Linked DNA regions of Homo sapiens: region 2 is linked to region 1. A link is a loop called in an ENCODE intact Hi-C map of the cell type or tissue named here. Cell type or tissue: HepG2. All regions are shown on one strand.

Region 1 (8,000 bases):
AAAGAACAGTGCATGCTCATGGTAGACATTTGGGGAAGACAGAATATAAAGTAAAACAGCTTCTGGCCGGTCGCAGCGGCTCATGCCTGTAATCCCAGCACTTTGGGAGGCCGAGGTGGGCGGATCACGAGGTCGGGAGTTCGAGACCATCCTGGCCAACATGGTGAAACCCCGTCTCTACTAAAGATACAAAAAGTTAGCTGGGCGTGGTGGCGCATGCCTGTAATCCCAGCTACTCAGAAGGCTGAGGTGGGAGAATCACTTGAACCCTGGAGGTGGAGGTTGCAGTGAGCCAAGATTGGGCCATTGCATTCCAGCCTGGGCCACAGGGTGAGACTCCATCTTAAAAAACAAAACAAAGCAAAACAAAAAAACAGCCTCCACCCCACCCTCCAGAGGTGACTACTTTGAACCTCGTGGCATGCTTTCCAAGTCTCTTCCTTTTTTCTTCTACAGTCGCCTTTCACAAAATTGGCATAATTTTCAAAATTATGATCAGACTTTAAAAAGAAACCCTCATTCCACTGAGATGTTTTCCCAAGCCCTTTTTGCTGTGAGTCAGGGTCAGAGCCCCTCACTGGAGGGAGATGTCCCACAGGGCCCCGAGTGCCCAGCCTGAGGAAGGCAGGGCTGGCATCAGCACGGTGCAACCCCTGGGCGGAGCTGAGCCTCTTCGGCCAGGCCATGGCTGACTGCGGTTGGGAGTGAGTGCACACCTGTCTCTCGTGTGCTGGGTTATTTCTTTTTACCTTTCACTTTGCATTATGGAGAATTTCAAGCGTTTACCAAGTAGGTAGGGTGGCATAAAGTCCCGAGGGTGATTGGACCCACAGTTGCATTCAGGTCTCCTTCCTGCAGGTTTTTCTTTTTTCTTTCTTTCTTTTTTTTTTTTTTGAGACAGGGTCTCACTCTGTTGCCCAGGCTGGAGTGCAGTGGTGTTATCAAAGCTCATTATCACCTTGAATTCCTGGGTTCAAGCCAAGCGATCCTCCCACCTCAGCCTCCCAAAGCGTTGGGATTACAGGTGTGAGCCCCTGTGTCTGGCAGTATATACGATTTTGTTGTTTAAAAATCCGTGGGTTCTCCCTTAGCTCCTCTCAACTTTGCCCGTGGTCTGTATTGCGGCATCAGTGCCACCTGCATTTTTAACAAGATTGCTGAGTACTCCTGCAGGCTGAGTTTTGGGAAGCCCTGCAGTGGAGATGGCACTCCTGGTGTTTCCTCGTGTCTTTATGTCCCTGGGATGTGGACAAGGACAAGGTGTTCTGTCCTTGGCTCTTTCTGTGAAAGAGCATTTTAAAAAGATAGCGGACCCTGAGGCCCTATCGGATCCAGGTTTGGTTCTTGTGTTTCGCAGGATGGTTGCGTCGTTCCGTCGGAGGTGCGTGTGGTCAGCGGCCACTGTGGGGCTCATGCTGAGGCCGTCAGCTCATCAGGGGCTGCAGGATGTTTGTTGTCTGTTAGCTGGAGCCCCTCTGCAGAGAAATGGGCGGGTACCCATTGTTCAGCTATCCACAGGTGTAATTTATAAAGGAAATGCGGGTCTCTTTACCAGTTTTCAAAGTTGGTTCCCTAGCATCTTGCAATGATGAGTGCATGTTTCTGAGTCATTCTGAACATGTGAGTTGGACGTTTGGTGTGTTACTGGATTATTACGCTTGTTAATGCTCCAGTTCTTCCCTCTGGCCGGGGAGCCGCGTCAGATGCTGCTGGGCCCTTTCGACCCAGCATGAGGGGTCTCGCTTCTACACAGGATCCTGGTATAACAGGGTGCTCGTGTGGCGGCTACATCTCCTGCCCCAGACCTAGAATCCGTCGTTTCTCCAAGGAGCTCTGGTATCTGGGACACAGTGTTTGGAGACCACGGCCTAGGCATGTGTGAGGGTTGGCCTACAGGTTGATTTTTTGGCTTTTTCAGTGGATGGAGCTAGGGAGTTTTTTTTGGTGAGGTGAAATACTTCATGAGTGGACACCAATTCTTTCCATTTGACTTCAAACCTCCAGGCCTGGCTGTGTCGCTTAGCCTGAGCTCTGCCTCCCTTCTGCCCTCAAGGACCCCACAAATAATGGAATGTGGCATCCTCATGCCTCCCTTAGCCCTCTCTGTGCACGGCAGTCTGAGGGTCACCATGCCAGCGCCGGCCTCCCGGTTACTGAAAACGTTTGTTTTATTGGGGGTGGAGGTTTATATGCTCAGGATTGCACATCCTCAGGACACTTCCCGCTGGGAACGGAGGTCAGGTCGCTGCTGCATGATACGTCACCAGGAAACAAACGCACCTTGTCAGGGGTGCACCAGCAACTGGATACACGGGGTCATTTGTTTCATTTTAAATATTGCTTTTATAAAGTTTAACTTTGTTTTATCATGTACTTTTTTCCTTTTAAGTTCCTCTTAGGGGTTATTTGAGAAATAATTGTCTGTGGCTCAAAGTCAGGTGGTTGAATTTACTTGAAATTTGTCCCAAATCTCAACACTCAGTTCCAGGCTGGAGGCCAGGGAGAGGGAGTGGCTGCTGGTTAGTCAAGGGTTTCTTTTTGGGGTGCTGAAGATGTCCTGAAATTAGATAGTGATGGTGTTTGCACAACTGTGGATATCCTAAAAACCATTGAATTGTACACTTTAAACAGGTGAGTTAGTTATAATTCAAGAAAGCTGGAAAATGTGTTGTATGTAGGGGTCATGTGCCATCTTGCATGCATTTTCAGGGGTTTATTGAGATTCTTGGACGTCACATTAGGAATCCCTGTATCTGCCTGTGTACCTCCCATTGGGGGCTCGCCTGGGCCACTGTGATCATGTGCTCTTCCCTGGTCCCAGGCTGTCTGGCACCTCCCTGTCACTATCACCCCTGCACTCCCCATACACGCCGTACCGACAGGGTACAGTGCAAACCTTCCTTCATGTGCCAACAGCAGTGGTCTCCAGTCGTGACATGGACCAAAGTCCCAGGAAGCAGGTGATGGCCTCTGTGGCCCAGCCAGCCTCCTTCCTGCTGGCCATGTGGAACCATAACTTGTTGTGTCTCTCTTGTTCCAGTCTCTTTGGCTACTCCACAAGTTACCCCAAATCTTAGGACTTGGAAGGACAACAATTATTTTGCTTGTGAGTGCATTTTGGGCAGAGCTTGGCAAGAATAGCTGGTCTCTGCTGTCCTCAGGAGCATCTGGGGAGGCTCAAAGGCTAGGGCTGCAGCCCTTGAAGCTCATTCTCTTGCTTTTTCTCTCTCTCTCTCTCTCCCTCACTCGCTCTTTGGCATGGCTGGTGCTAGCCATCTATCTGCTGGGACCTCCACCCAGGCTCTGCTGGGACACCCACCAAGGCCTCCTCATGAGACCTGGGCTTCCTCACAACATGGCGGCCAGGTCCCAAGGGGGAGCTACCTGAGAAAGCAGGTGGAAGCTGTATCTTTTTTATGACCTAAGTCTTGGAAATCACAGCATTGCTTCTGTGGACTGGAGTGGTCACAAGCCCACCCATGATCAAGGGGAGAAGACACTGACACCACCTCCTGATGCCGAGTGTGGAGGAAAAGGAAAATGTTGCTGGGCCCTTTTTGGATCCTGAGTGCCTGGTCTGGAGGACGTGTTCAGCACAGATCTGTGGAAGTGTGTGACTGTTGAAAATGTTCCTGGCAGCTCTCTCAGCATCAGAACTCTGCATTCCATCCTACACAAACGTGGATCTGATCACACTGCTTTCCAGGCAAGGAGCCTCAGGTAGCTTGAGGCTGTGCCTAGGACACAGCCTGGTGTGGGATGTGACTCTGCAGCCTGAACCATGTCTTCTTCCCCAGCCTGCCGGCTGGCTGCCTCCCACCATTGCCTGTTCACAGTCACACCTGGATGTGAGAAGGGAAACAGTGTGGACTGAGCAGTCCTGCCTTGGGTGGTCCCTCCCTCCCACCCCTTGAGGATCTTGGTCTTTAGAAGAGGCGCCCGTGGAGAGGGATGTTGTCTAAATCAAAGCAACAGAGAGGACGAGCTGAGGGACCCATAGAATCCAAGAGGCAGTGCTGGGGGAGGCTGAGGGAGGAGAGAAGACTGCACTTTGTATGCTGCATTGGTTTATAAAACCCTCAAATTTGGTAGAGATATTGCAGTTCCTGCCTTGTGAGTGGAACAACACCCTAAGTCCAAGTAGCAGAGGGCAGAGGTCAGAGGTCACCTCGTATTTGCTTTTAGCTGTTCACTTGCAAAATTTCCATTTTAAGTCTACATTGCCTGGGGCAGGCAAACACAACCTTTGATCCTACTTCTGCTTTCTGATCCCAGGACTTATTTGAGTCTCTTGTTTATCAACTGTCTTCAATCCCAAACCCCATGGGGCTTCCCAGGAGCCACCTAGAGGCCACACTGTTTTCCAGGACCTTGGCTGCTGTCTTGTCCTGGGGCTGCGCAGATAGGAAGGTTGACTTATAACCTGTCATTGCCAGTGCTGGGCCCTGGAGGGTGCTGGGTCCCTGTCACATTGTCCCTGTGTCTGTGTCTGTGCAGAGGTGCTTGTCAAGTGCATGTGCGGAACCAGCTGTCCTTTTACAGCAGAGTGTACTCTGAAAACAGCTTTATCAGGCAGCCTTCTGAAGAGTTTTGACCTGGGGCAGCTATATTGCAGCCGCAGCTTGCATACAGATGAGTTTCTAGGAAAAGGGAAGCAGGATCTGCCTGGCTGCTTTCCATCAGCACAGCACGCTTGTGACGGGCTCCCATGCTGCCTTTCTCCCGAGAGATTAAATGGAAATGTGGTAACTTTCAATTTTTGGCTCAATTTTTCTCCCATTCTCCCCATTCACTTTTTTATGATATTGGAAGAGGTTAGGTTTGCAGAAAAATAGTTCAGAAAGTGGGTTTTCTAATGCACAAAAACCAAAATCTTGTGATCTTTCTATTCTGGTTTGTTTTTTTTTTTTTAAAGAAATGCAAAAAGTTCTGGGAACACAGCTGTTTACCCATGTTAAAACCAGTATGTTTCTGTCTTTTTCCCCTTTCTGTTTCTGTCTCCCTTTTTAACGTGTAGCTGCAGATAGCAAGGATGAAGAAGTCAAGGTTGCCCCCAGGCGGTCCTTCCTGGGTATGTACCCTGCGCGTGCACTGTCCGCAGCACGTTCCTTTTGCTTCATTCCTGCAGCTGTACTTCCTCCTGTTGTTGCTTCCATCTGTGCATGTGCGTGCGTCATCTTTACCAAGCGTGGCCGAGTCTACAGCAAACTAATCAACTCCTAGCTCTGCTGTTTTCAAGCATGAAGTAGTTACTAGAAGCCTGTCCATGCTCTTCTGTGTGTGGGGAGATGGGGGCGGGAAGGGGAAGCAGGAGGGAGACAGGAAGGGAGGAGAAAAATTTAGATGACAAATTTTGGACTTTGTTAAATTTATTCCAAAGTATTTTATCCTTTTTGATGCTATTGTAAATGGAATTGTTTTCTTAATTTCAGTTCTGCTGCTTCATTGCTACTTTATAGAAATGTAATTGATCATTGCATGTTGATCTTGTATCATGCAATTCTGCTGAACTGGTTTGTTCTAAGAGTTGTTTAGTAGATTCTCTATATATGATTCTGTCATTTGCAAATATAGTTTTAATTCTTCCTTACCAATGTAGTTGCTTTTATTTCTTTTTATTGCTTATCCTGGTTATAGGCGGTGAGAGTGGATGCACCTATCTTATTCTTCATTTTAGTGAGAAAGCATTCCATCTTTCATCACTAAGTAGATGTTAGTTAATGGATTTTCCATAGTTGCCCTTCATTAGGTTAAGGCAGTTCCCTTTTATTCGAGTTTGTTGGGTGTTTTTATAATAAAAGAGTTTGCCAAATGCTTTTCGTGTCTGTTGAGATGATCATGTGGGTTTTATTTTTTATTCTACTATGATGATGTACTACATTGATTGATTTTTGTGTGTTGAACCAACCTTGCATTCTTGGGATAAATCCATGTGGTCATGGTGTCTAACACTTTTTATCTGTTGCTGGATTTTATTTGCTAGTATTGTATTGGGGATTTTTTGTATCTGTATTCGTAAGACATGATGGTCTGTAGTTTTCTTGTGATGACTTTGTCTAGATTTAGTATTAGGATAATACTGGCCTTATAGAATAAGTTGGGAAATGTTCCCCTCCTTTTCTATCTTTTTAGAGTTTGCAAAGGGTTGACACTAATTTCTCTTTAAATATTTTTAGAGTTATCCAGTGAAGCCATCTGGGCTTGGGCTTTTCTTTGTGGGAAGTTTTAAAATTACGAATTCAATCTCTTGTTATAAGTCTATTCAGATTTTTTGTTTCTTTGTAAGTCAGTTTTGGTAGTTTGTATTGGAATTTTTCCATTTCACCCAAGTTATCTAATTTGTTGACATATAATTTTTCTTAGTATTCCCTTATAATCCTTTGTATTTCTGGAAAGTCATTAGTAATGGTTCCTCTTTTATTCCTGACTTTAGTAATTTGATCCCCTCCTTTCCTTTCTTTTTTTGGTCAGTCTAGCTAAAAATTTGTCAATTTTTTGTTCTGGTCAAATAACCAACTTTTTAAAAGGTGTTTCTTTTTCTTTTCTTTCTTTCTTTCTTTCTTTTTTTAACACAACACATCCACATTGCCTATCAGAGAACCAATTTTTGGTTTTGTTCATTTTCTTTATTGTTTTTCTATTCTGTGTTTTATTTCACTCCAATATTCTTTCATTCCTTATGCTTGCTTTGGTTTTAATTTACTCTTTTTCTTAAGGTGGAGGTTAGAACATTGATTTTTTTTCTTTCTTCCTTTTTAATGTAGTTATTGACAGCCATAATTTCTCTCTAAGCAGGTGCTTTACCTGCATCCTATACTTTGGTGTGTTGTGTTTTTGTTTTCATGCACCTAAAAGTATTTTAAAATTTACTCCAAGATTTCTTCTTTGACCCACTTATTAGGAATGTGTTAACTTCCACATATTTGTGAATATCCCAAAATGTCTTCTGTTATCGATTTCAAATTTATTTCCATTATAATTGTAGAATATACTCTGTATTATTCCAGTACTTTTATTTATTTATTTTTAATATTTGGAGACAGAATCTTGCTCTGTTGGCTGTGGTGTGATCTTGGCTCACTGCAACCTCTGCCTCCTGAGTTCAAGCAATTCCTGTGCCTCAGCCTCCCAAGTAGCTGGGACTATAGGTGTGTGCCACCGTCCCTGGCCAATTTTTTTTGTATTTTTTGTAGAGACAGGGTTTTCACCATGTTTACCAGGCTGGTCTCAAACTCCAGAGCTCAGGGCACCCACCCACCACAGCCTCCCAAAGAGCTAGGATTATAGGCATGAGCAACCACGCCCAGCCAGATTCCAGTACTTTTAAATAGAGGCACATCTTATGGCCTAGCATATGATCTGTCCTGGAGAATATTCAATGTGCATTTTGCTGTGGTTGGGTGAAGGTGGAGGGTTGTCTGTTAGGTCAAGTCTATGATTTATTGTTCTTCTGTGTAGTTGTTACGTCCATTACTAAATGTGGGTGTGGAAGTCTGTAACTATTTTTGAATTATCTTTTTCTCTTTTCACTTCTGTCAGTTTTTGTTTGATGTATTTTGGGGCACTGTTGTTTGTTAGGGACGTATATGCATATTTTCTCTTTTGACATCTGTGTCTTCTGACGTTAGTGTCATCACATGCATGTCTCCTGTGGTTGCCATTTGATATATTCTTTCCATTGTTTTACTTTTAACTTTTTTATGTCTTTGAATTTAAAATGAGTCTTCTGTATACATACGATGGATCTTTAAAAAAAATCCATTCTGGCAATTCTGCCCTTTGATTTGATTGTTTATTTCATTCACACTTAATGTTATAATATGTTCAGATTTACATCTGCTACTTTACTTTCTGGTTTCTGTATATCCTATGCCTTTTCCCCTTAGCTGTTGCTCCTTTACAGCTTTCTTTTGTATTAAGTAAATATTTTCTAATGTAACATTTTAATTTCTTTAAATAATGTTTTCTGAATTATTTTCTTAGTAGTTACTTGAAGGCTT
Region 2 (8,000 bases), 170 kb before region 1:
CTAAATGAAATGTCCCAACTATTGGAATACAGGACTTTTTAAAAAGCAACTTTAAAAACACAGAATACTTGGATCATATATTCAGCAGATCTGGGTTCAAATCACTGGGAGATACCGGTTTCCACCTATGTAACACATTGCCCTAACAGGTCTAGGATAGCCAGAGGATGAAGGGCAGGGCAGAAACCAAGTTTGCAATATGCTATTGGTGAACTTATGAGGGCAATCATAAATTAACCAACAGCATATTGCAAACTTGGGTTCAAATTAAAAACGTGTCTCCCAAATCCCAGAATCTCTTCAGCTAAAAATCTTAGCATAGCTGTCATCTTCCCCCATAAACAGTGATCAACTCCTTTCAGACATGTCCTAACCCTCACTGTTCCTCCCCTCAACTAGAGGGCCGGTAGGACAACCTCTTGTCTCATCTTCACTCTTGTACTTCCTTTCTTAACACACATCTGTCACTTCATGTTTAAGGACGACGGGCTCAATGCTGTCTTCGCAGTGAAGTCCTAACTCCAACCGAAATTTAACCGAAATATTAATACACACTCATACATGGCCAACTCTCCAAGAACATCTTTAAATAAGTTACACATACATTACCGACTTCCAAATACAGCTGAACATGTACTTTACACAACTCTTTTTACATGTGGTCCTCTCTCCCACTAATGCTCCTCACCCCCAAAAATGGTACCCAGACTCCAAACCCCCTCTTTTGATAAAGGCTCTGCGTGGCAGATGCCCACAGTACTCTACAAACTGCTGCCCCACTTGCCAATCTGCATTGTCAGTTACCTGCTTACCAGTTTCTCCTCCCCCACCCCACTCCTCCACAGCCAGTATATTCCTCAAGATCCCAAGAGGCAGTGATTACCCGTGCAAATAGAGTAAGTTTTAAGCACGCAGGCAAGTCTTCTGTTCAAATAAACTACTTAAAATATCTAATTATTTCTCATTCTGCATCTGTACAGTATTTAAAAGGGCAGTTAAAATTAACATTCCAAAGTCAACTGTAGTAGAAATTTTGTAAACGGAATCTATTTCAATGCAACCAGCAACGGCAGATGAAAAGTAATGTTAAAGTCAACATCTGTATATCAATTATTGATATTCGCATCAAAAGCTCAACGATGAAGAAACAGGGCCCCGTTATCAGCTGTTCTTCAAACCTTTCTAGGGAAAAAAAAACCTGGGCAGATTTAGGTGTCACCGTCAGCTCCTGACCTACATCTGCCGTCACTCAAGGCTCCTCCAGAGAGAAGCTTCCAGGAGAACCCGGTCTCGGGGATGCGGCGGGCGGGCCAGCGGGCGGGGCGTTTCTGGAGTCCTTACAGGGGTCGCCACAGCTCCTTGCCCCCTCTCTTCTTCTCCATCCCCGTTCCCTCTCCCTCTACTCCTCGCTCCCTTCACCAGCCCCCCTCTCTCCCTCGGTCCCCGTCCTCGTCTTTCCCCTATTCCTACTCTCCCCTCAGGTCCCCATCCCCTTCTCCGCCCTCCCGGGGCGGCCCCCGCTCCCACGTGACCGGCGGCGGGCGGGGCGGGCCGCGGGCGCGTCGGGGGTCGACGGGCGCCGTTCGGGCCGCGAACCCGCGCCCTGAGAACGTCCCGGGATTCCCGAGGCGGCCACGGGCGGCGCGAGGGCAGGCGGCGGGCGTGGGTGTGGGCTGGGTACCGGCGGGGGCGGGGCTCGGAGGGGACCAGACTGGGGCGGGGGCCAGGACCGGGGCAGGGGGCGTCGCCGCGCGGGCCCGCGCCGGGCCGGGCCGTACCTACCGCTTGGCGCCCGAGGAGCACCGCGTCTCCGCTGCTGCCTCTCGCAGGGCTGCCGCGTCTTCCGCCGAGCGCAGCCGCGTCCCGTGGGGCCGCCTGCGCCCGCCCGCGCCTCCGCCCCGCGCGGCGGGACCCCCGCCTCAGCGCGCGCCCACCCCCAGCGCGACTGGTCCCCTCCTCCCGCGCAGCCAGAAAGAGAAAATGGCGCTCGATTGGCCTCAGGAAGTGACGTTGGCCCTCATTTGCATGTAGGCGCAGCCAGCCAATGAGAGCAGAGTGTGCTTGGGGGCCCCTGGCACTTCCCACAGGCCCCCCGGGGCCCCTGGCTAAAGATGGACTGGAGGCTCTGGGGTGGCAGTGGGGGGCCCCTGTTGGACCCCCTGACTCCCTTCTGTCCCAGGGAACTGCCCTGCCAGCTCCTTTCCACATCTGTGCAAACTCTCGTGAGAGTTTGAGTGGGCAATGACGTCACTAAAGGGGTGGGGAGAGTGTGTCATCAACCATGTGACTAATCACGTGGACTCACCACAGCTTTGACTTCATTTGCATGGAATGGGGTGGAGCTAGTGGCAGCTCCAGGAGTGGTGACCCCGCCCACATCTCAGAGCCAATGGGAGCCCAACTGTGATAATGCTGCCTTGCCATTGGAAGACAAAACTTTGGCTCCCAGAACTGGGACAAGTGTGCCATGATTGGCATATCCTGGTGAACCGACTAGCTGGGGTCTCCTGACTTCATCATTCCTGTGGGAAAGTGATCACACCTTCTCTTGAGAATTCTGATTTTTAGATCTACTACAAGTTGTGTGGGGAGAGGGTTAATTGCATACATTTGTATAAACTCTTAACCTAAAAGTTCATTTTTGCACAGGTGTTTATCAATTGTGTAGCAATAATAATTTATTCCACAAAATTAGTGGAAACATGGCGTAGGGCTTTCAAAATGGCTCTAGGTCTTCGTTCCGTGGAGTCCCCAGGCCTCTGGCGGACGCCCTCGTGCCCCAGAGCACGTGGGAGTAACCACGAGGGCAGCGCAGGCGCCTCCCCCAGTGCCCCTAACCTTAACCCTAATTCTGACCCTGCACCTGAACCTCACCTAGCACTAACCCTGACTCTGACCCTAACTCCCCTCCAGTGTTCCTTCCCCTGACCCTAACTCAGCCGCGCCCTCAGTGGCTGTTCCAGGCAGTTCCTTCTTGGCGAAGCCGTCTGCAGGACACGTGCCCCTTTCAGCACAAGGCCACGTCTCCTTCCAGAGCGCCGAGCCCCTGCAACCCGCCGCCAGCCTCCAGCCCTGAGGCCCACTCCAGCCACCGCGGGGCAGAGGCCGTGCCCAGGCTGGGCCTTCCGCCCACCGCCCTCTCCAGAGCCTCCTTGTCACCATCCGCTCGTCCATAATTTCAGCTTTTCCCTCTCAATGGGAGCCTTCTGCTCAGTTTAGCCCAGTGACTAAACACATAATAGGCACTAAATTAATGTCCATATTCGTTTTAAAACTGTGTTAAATGGTGGGCCGATATGACCTGACCAAAATTTGCTTTTTTCCTACATGAATACAAGTCATAATTGAAGTAGAGTTTGCCCTTTATGTTTGCTGACAAGTTAAGATTTTACTTTGAGTTACAGTGGTAAATGGGTGTGATGTCCCTATATATCTTCCTTGCAAAATTATGGGTGGGATGAAAAGTGTAGTTAAAGCCTGCAGTCTCCCATTGATCCTCTAGTGACCTCTCATTTTATCACATTTCTCAAAACAGCAGTCCCTGTGTCTGTCTCCTCAGCCCCCTGCACGCCTCTCGCCCCCACCCTCACCACTCTGCAGAAACGCCTTGGTCACCAGCGCCCTCCTAATTGCTGAGCCCAAAACAGATTTTAGGCCTCGTCTTTCTGTATCTATCTTCCATTTGTTACTACAGACCAATCCCCCTTTCCTACAGACCTCCCGCAACAAAGCCGCCCCACCACCACTACTCCTCAAACGGGCTCTTTAATCTCCAAACTCGGGAACTGTTTCCTAATCTACAGACCTCCCCCCACAAAGCCGCCCCCCCCCACACCCACTACTCCCCAGACGGGCTCTTTCATCTCCATATTCACGAACTGTTTCCTCATCTTCGCCTGCATCTCTTCCCGGCCCATCCTTGAACGCGGTGTTCTCTGGGATCCTGCTGACTTTTTCCTTCACGGTGCAGCACATATGCGCCACTCGCTTCCTGTGTGCCAGGCACCGTGCTGGGTATTGGAACTCCCACGCCTTTCATTTTTTTCTGCATTTTCTCCCTTGTTAATTTCGACCACAGATTCAAACCTTGTTATGTCAATTCCAAACCAGTATCTCCATCTCTTTCCTACGTTTCAGTTTTATTTTTCTGGCTGCCAAAGGGGGCAGCTCCACTTCAGAGTCCCACAGGCAACTCAGATTCAAAACGTTCAAATCTGAGCCCATCATTCTCTCCTCAACAGCCTCTCCTACAGCAAGCAGTGTGTTCCCCATCTCCAGTTTTCCAATTTTATATCCCAAATATTCGTCAGATCTCTTCCCTCATCTGCAGCCGCACTATCACTACCTGCATTCAGGTCATCTCCTGCCTGTAACACCTGCACAGGCTCCCACCACCTTACCTCCAGCTTGGTGCCTCAGGTACTTTCCCCAGTCAGCCCTTTTAGAGAGTGAACCTGACTGTCCTTCCCTTCTTGCTGCAATCACTCAAAATCCCCCAGGAATCAAGCCCAGCTGGTGAGCACGACACACAAATTCTCCAAAGCTGACCAGTCAGTCCCCAGCCTGTAAACACCACACGGTGTTTGTTCATGGGACTCCTGTCCCAACCCCTGAGCTAATTTTCATTCCATTGCCATTCAAGGCTGAACTCTACCGGCCTCTCTCCCAGAAAGATCTCCCTGAACACACACACACACACACACACACACACACACACAGTCAAAATATGGTAGGTACTTCTTGACATTCCCAAAACATTGTGTGTGTCTCCTGCTGCCCTCACCACGTTGTTTACTGTTATCTGCTCACTGCTTGTCTCTCTATGGGGCACCAGTAAGGACCGTGTCTCATTCATCATTGTATCCCTGATGCCTACATTACTTTAATAAATACAATATCAACATTTTCATAAATACAAATCTAATAAATATAATAAAATTTAAATGTTGAATGATTTTCCCCCTGCATTTTGCTATGAAAATGTTGAATGTACTGAAAAGCTGAAATAATTGTTCAGAAAACAACCATCACCTAGCTCTTCCAGTTAACATTTGCTTACTTGCTTTATCGCATATGTATTCAAATATTCATCTCGACTGTTTTTTTTTTTAGAAAACATCAGTACACCATCCTTAAACACTTCAGCATGGATATCTGATGAATACAGTTTAAAACCACCATCCACAGCATTGAGATAAAAAGGACTGTCCCTCCCACCACAGAAGGAATGAGCAATGTGACCTGGGGACTTGTCAAGATTATTTTCATAGACTCAGGAAAGTGCACCACACTGAAGTCATCAAACCGAAGACACAGGTTGGGCCTCAGGACTTATCTACCAGGCGAGTCACAGCTCATGCAGGTTTATTCTGCACACCCGCTCCTGAATAACAAGAAGACCACAGACTTGGTGGCAGTATGAGTAGATTCCTCGACCCCGGTTGTTCAGCTAGGTTTGAAAGTGAAGATGGCCCATGTGGAAGCTTCCCACTCTCTCATCTAGGTCCCCCTATAACCAGCATCGGCATTTGTAAGATAGTTGTTCAGAACAAAGGGAGCCCCAGAGTTGACTGTGGCAGCCACAGGCACTGTTGTGTGAATTAGAAAAGCAGGGGCCCTCTGGGTGTGTTGCTGTCCTCCGGGACCTGGATGGTCAAGATGAAGGTGCCTTGATATGTTTTTCAGTATCACTTCCTCTGCCTCTGTGCAGACCCAGCCTCACAGCAGGGCACAGACCTATGTGAACAGAGCGAGCTGGATTTCAGCTCCCACTTCCCGCTCTGCTCACTCTGTGTAAAGACAAGTGTGAACAACTGTAGTCAGCAGCCCGACTGGTCTACGCACAGACGACTGTGCACATGCAAGTGTACAATCCAAGAAACTGCAGAGTTCATCTAAAACCAGTGAGCCACAGGAGAGGAGAGCTTGGAGAACAACTTACATGTACTCTTTCTCTACTTTGTTTTTTGAGGTTTCTTTTTTTCTCTTAGAGACAGGGTCATACTCTTAGAGGCAGGCTGCAGTGATAGGATCATAGTTCATTGCAGCCTCGACCTCCTGGGCTCAAGGGATCCCCCCACCTCTGCCTCTCAAGTAGCTGGGACTACAGGTGTGGACCACCATGACTGGCTAAGTTCTTCGGTTTTGTTAGAGAAAGGATCTCTCACTATGTTATCCAGACTGGTCTCAAACTCCTGGACTCAAGAAATCCTCCCGCCTCAGTTTCACAAAGTGCTGGAATGAGAGGCGTAAACCACTGCACCAGGTTATTTCTCCCCTTTATTCTGCATACGCTCTGTGTAGGTCCAGCAGGCACCAATAATACAGTGCTGAGCAGACTCCATCCCTGCTCTCCTGGAGCTTAAGCTAATGGAGGAGAAAGGCATCCGCGAAATAACTACATGATGAAAATATAATTATAAACCTTGGTCAATGCTCCTGAGAAAGGAAATCTCCATATATGCCTGTGACCCAGAAACCTGATGTAGACCAGCAGTCTCCAAGAAGCAGGGTCTGGGATCAGAGGATAAGTAAACACTGGCAAAGCAGAGCTGTGAGAGGCGGAGAAGAGAGGTCTGTGAGAGGCCCCAAAGAAGGCCTGCGCCTGAGGGAGCCTGGCACAGCCAGACCAGAGCAGTCAAAGTGCAGGCCACAGGAAGACGAGGATCACAGGGGAGGCCAGGGCCAGGCTAGGAAGCCATTTGGGTCTTATTAAGACCAAGGAGAAGCCAAGGAAGTGGTTTCAGTGACCGGGTTGATAAGATCACATCTGCATTTGAAACGTACAGCAGGGCTTGTCCTGCGGAGAAAGGAATGTTGATTGAGGAAGGGAAGATGAGGCTTAAGAGGAGGTTGTGGGAGCAGTCCTGGTGAAAAACGATGACAGCTGGGAACTTAAATGAGGGTGATGGCAGTGAAGATGAAAAGAAGTGGCCAGCCTTGAGAGAAACTTCGGAGGGGAGGGAACCTGCAGTTGTTGGCATGGAGAGCTGGAGGCAGGCCCCAGAGGTGGGCGCTTGTTTTTGTGGATTTACTGGCTTTGGAAATATGCTTGGCTTTCTCTAGTTGGTCCTGAATTGGAAGTGGAAACAATAAAAGCATGGAAAACTGGCAGTCATTGACTAAGTCCTGGCCATTCTGGTCTGATTGCTGCAGAGGCATAGGTCAGAGATCGTCTTACACGGTCAGACCATTGTCTGTTGGCACATTCAGTTTGGTCTCCCTTCCCCTTTTGGTCATTCTCTCATTGGAGAGTTTGGACAGCTCAGGGGAGGCTAGAGATCCAGATCTTCACAGCTTGGGGGTTGTCTGGTTGCCTCCATAGGCAATCATTTCATGAGAATTCTTTTATTTGTGTTGTTGTAGCATCATGGAGATCATCTGATGACAGAGCAGCTGCACAGAAGCATTGCAGACTCTGCAGAGGATGCAACCAACAGCATCATGACCACTGTGACAAAACAAGACTAATAGTTCTCATAAGATGCTTCTGAACTGGGAACACCAGTTTCCCATCCCAGGACAAGAGAACAAATCCCATAAGCCGTGAGGATCAGCCTTAAAGAGATAAATAGTTTTTTCCTTATGGCATTGTATAGTCTCTTCCACTTTGCCTGTTCTGTTCATCCAAGTGCAGTGAGAAGTACTAGCAGCAGCACAGATGCCACGACACCAACAAGAAATCTAGAGCAATGGGCTTGTTCATCACCAAGTATACCAGTGAGTCGAGACTGGCCTGTGTTCCATCCAGGGCACGGGAGGTGGTGTTCACACTTCTGCCAGAGTGAGTAGTAATTTTCTCAAAGTCTCCTCTACTTGTATGATTCCCACCTCTGGGAATACAGCTCTGGTTGTTCGTATAAACAATGAGTCAGTAATTTCTCCAGGAATAGTGCCTGAATGATCAGCCGGATTTCCAGCCTTGGTGATTTCTAAAATTAGAGTCTCTATGTACAGACAAGTCTCAGAATCCTATTCCTAAAGTGCGTGAGAGGCTGGGC

What was found. A loop is a pair of places that touch in the nucleus more often than their neighbours do. Peaks named below come from ENCODE experiments on the same cell type or tissue, not always from the same donor. Only the 100,000 strongest peaks of a DNase experiment are listed, where the experiment ranks them.
Region 2: it touches region 1 in a loop (6-fold over the local background); 2 of 110 quality-filtered maps call a loop at or near these places.

What each region holds. Positions count from the first base shown.
Region 1 is chr18:79,931,040-79,939,039 of GRCh38, reverse strand. It overlaps SLC66A2 (solute carrier family 66 member 2), which reads left to right. Exons shown (of 6, transcript NM_025078.5): 4 at 5,018-5,071. Among named protein-coding and RNA genes, the nearest start is that of SLC66A2, 17 kb to the left of the region's middle. In HepG2, CTCF peaks have their summits at 4,374 (motif pointing left) and 5,048 (motif pointing left); DNase peaks (open chromatin) are centred at 2,199, 4,279 and 5,089; H3K4me3 peaks cover 514 bases.
Region 2 is chr18:80,103,255-80,111,254 of GRCh38, reverse strand. ADNP2 (ADNP homeobox 2) reads right to left here and starts at 1,993. Exons shown (of 4, transcript NM_014913.4): 1 at 1,783-1,993. RefSeq lists silencers at 1,472-1,571, 1,772-1,931 and enhancers at 1,741-2,242, 3,069-3,570, 5,897-6,006, 6,863-7,606. In HepG2, no CTCF peak of the experiment used is centred here; DNase peaks (open chromatin) are centred at 2,324, 4,564 and 6,594; H3K4me3 peaks cover 4,853 bases.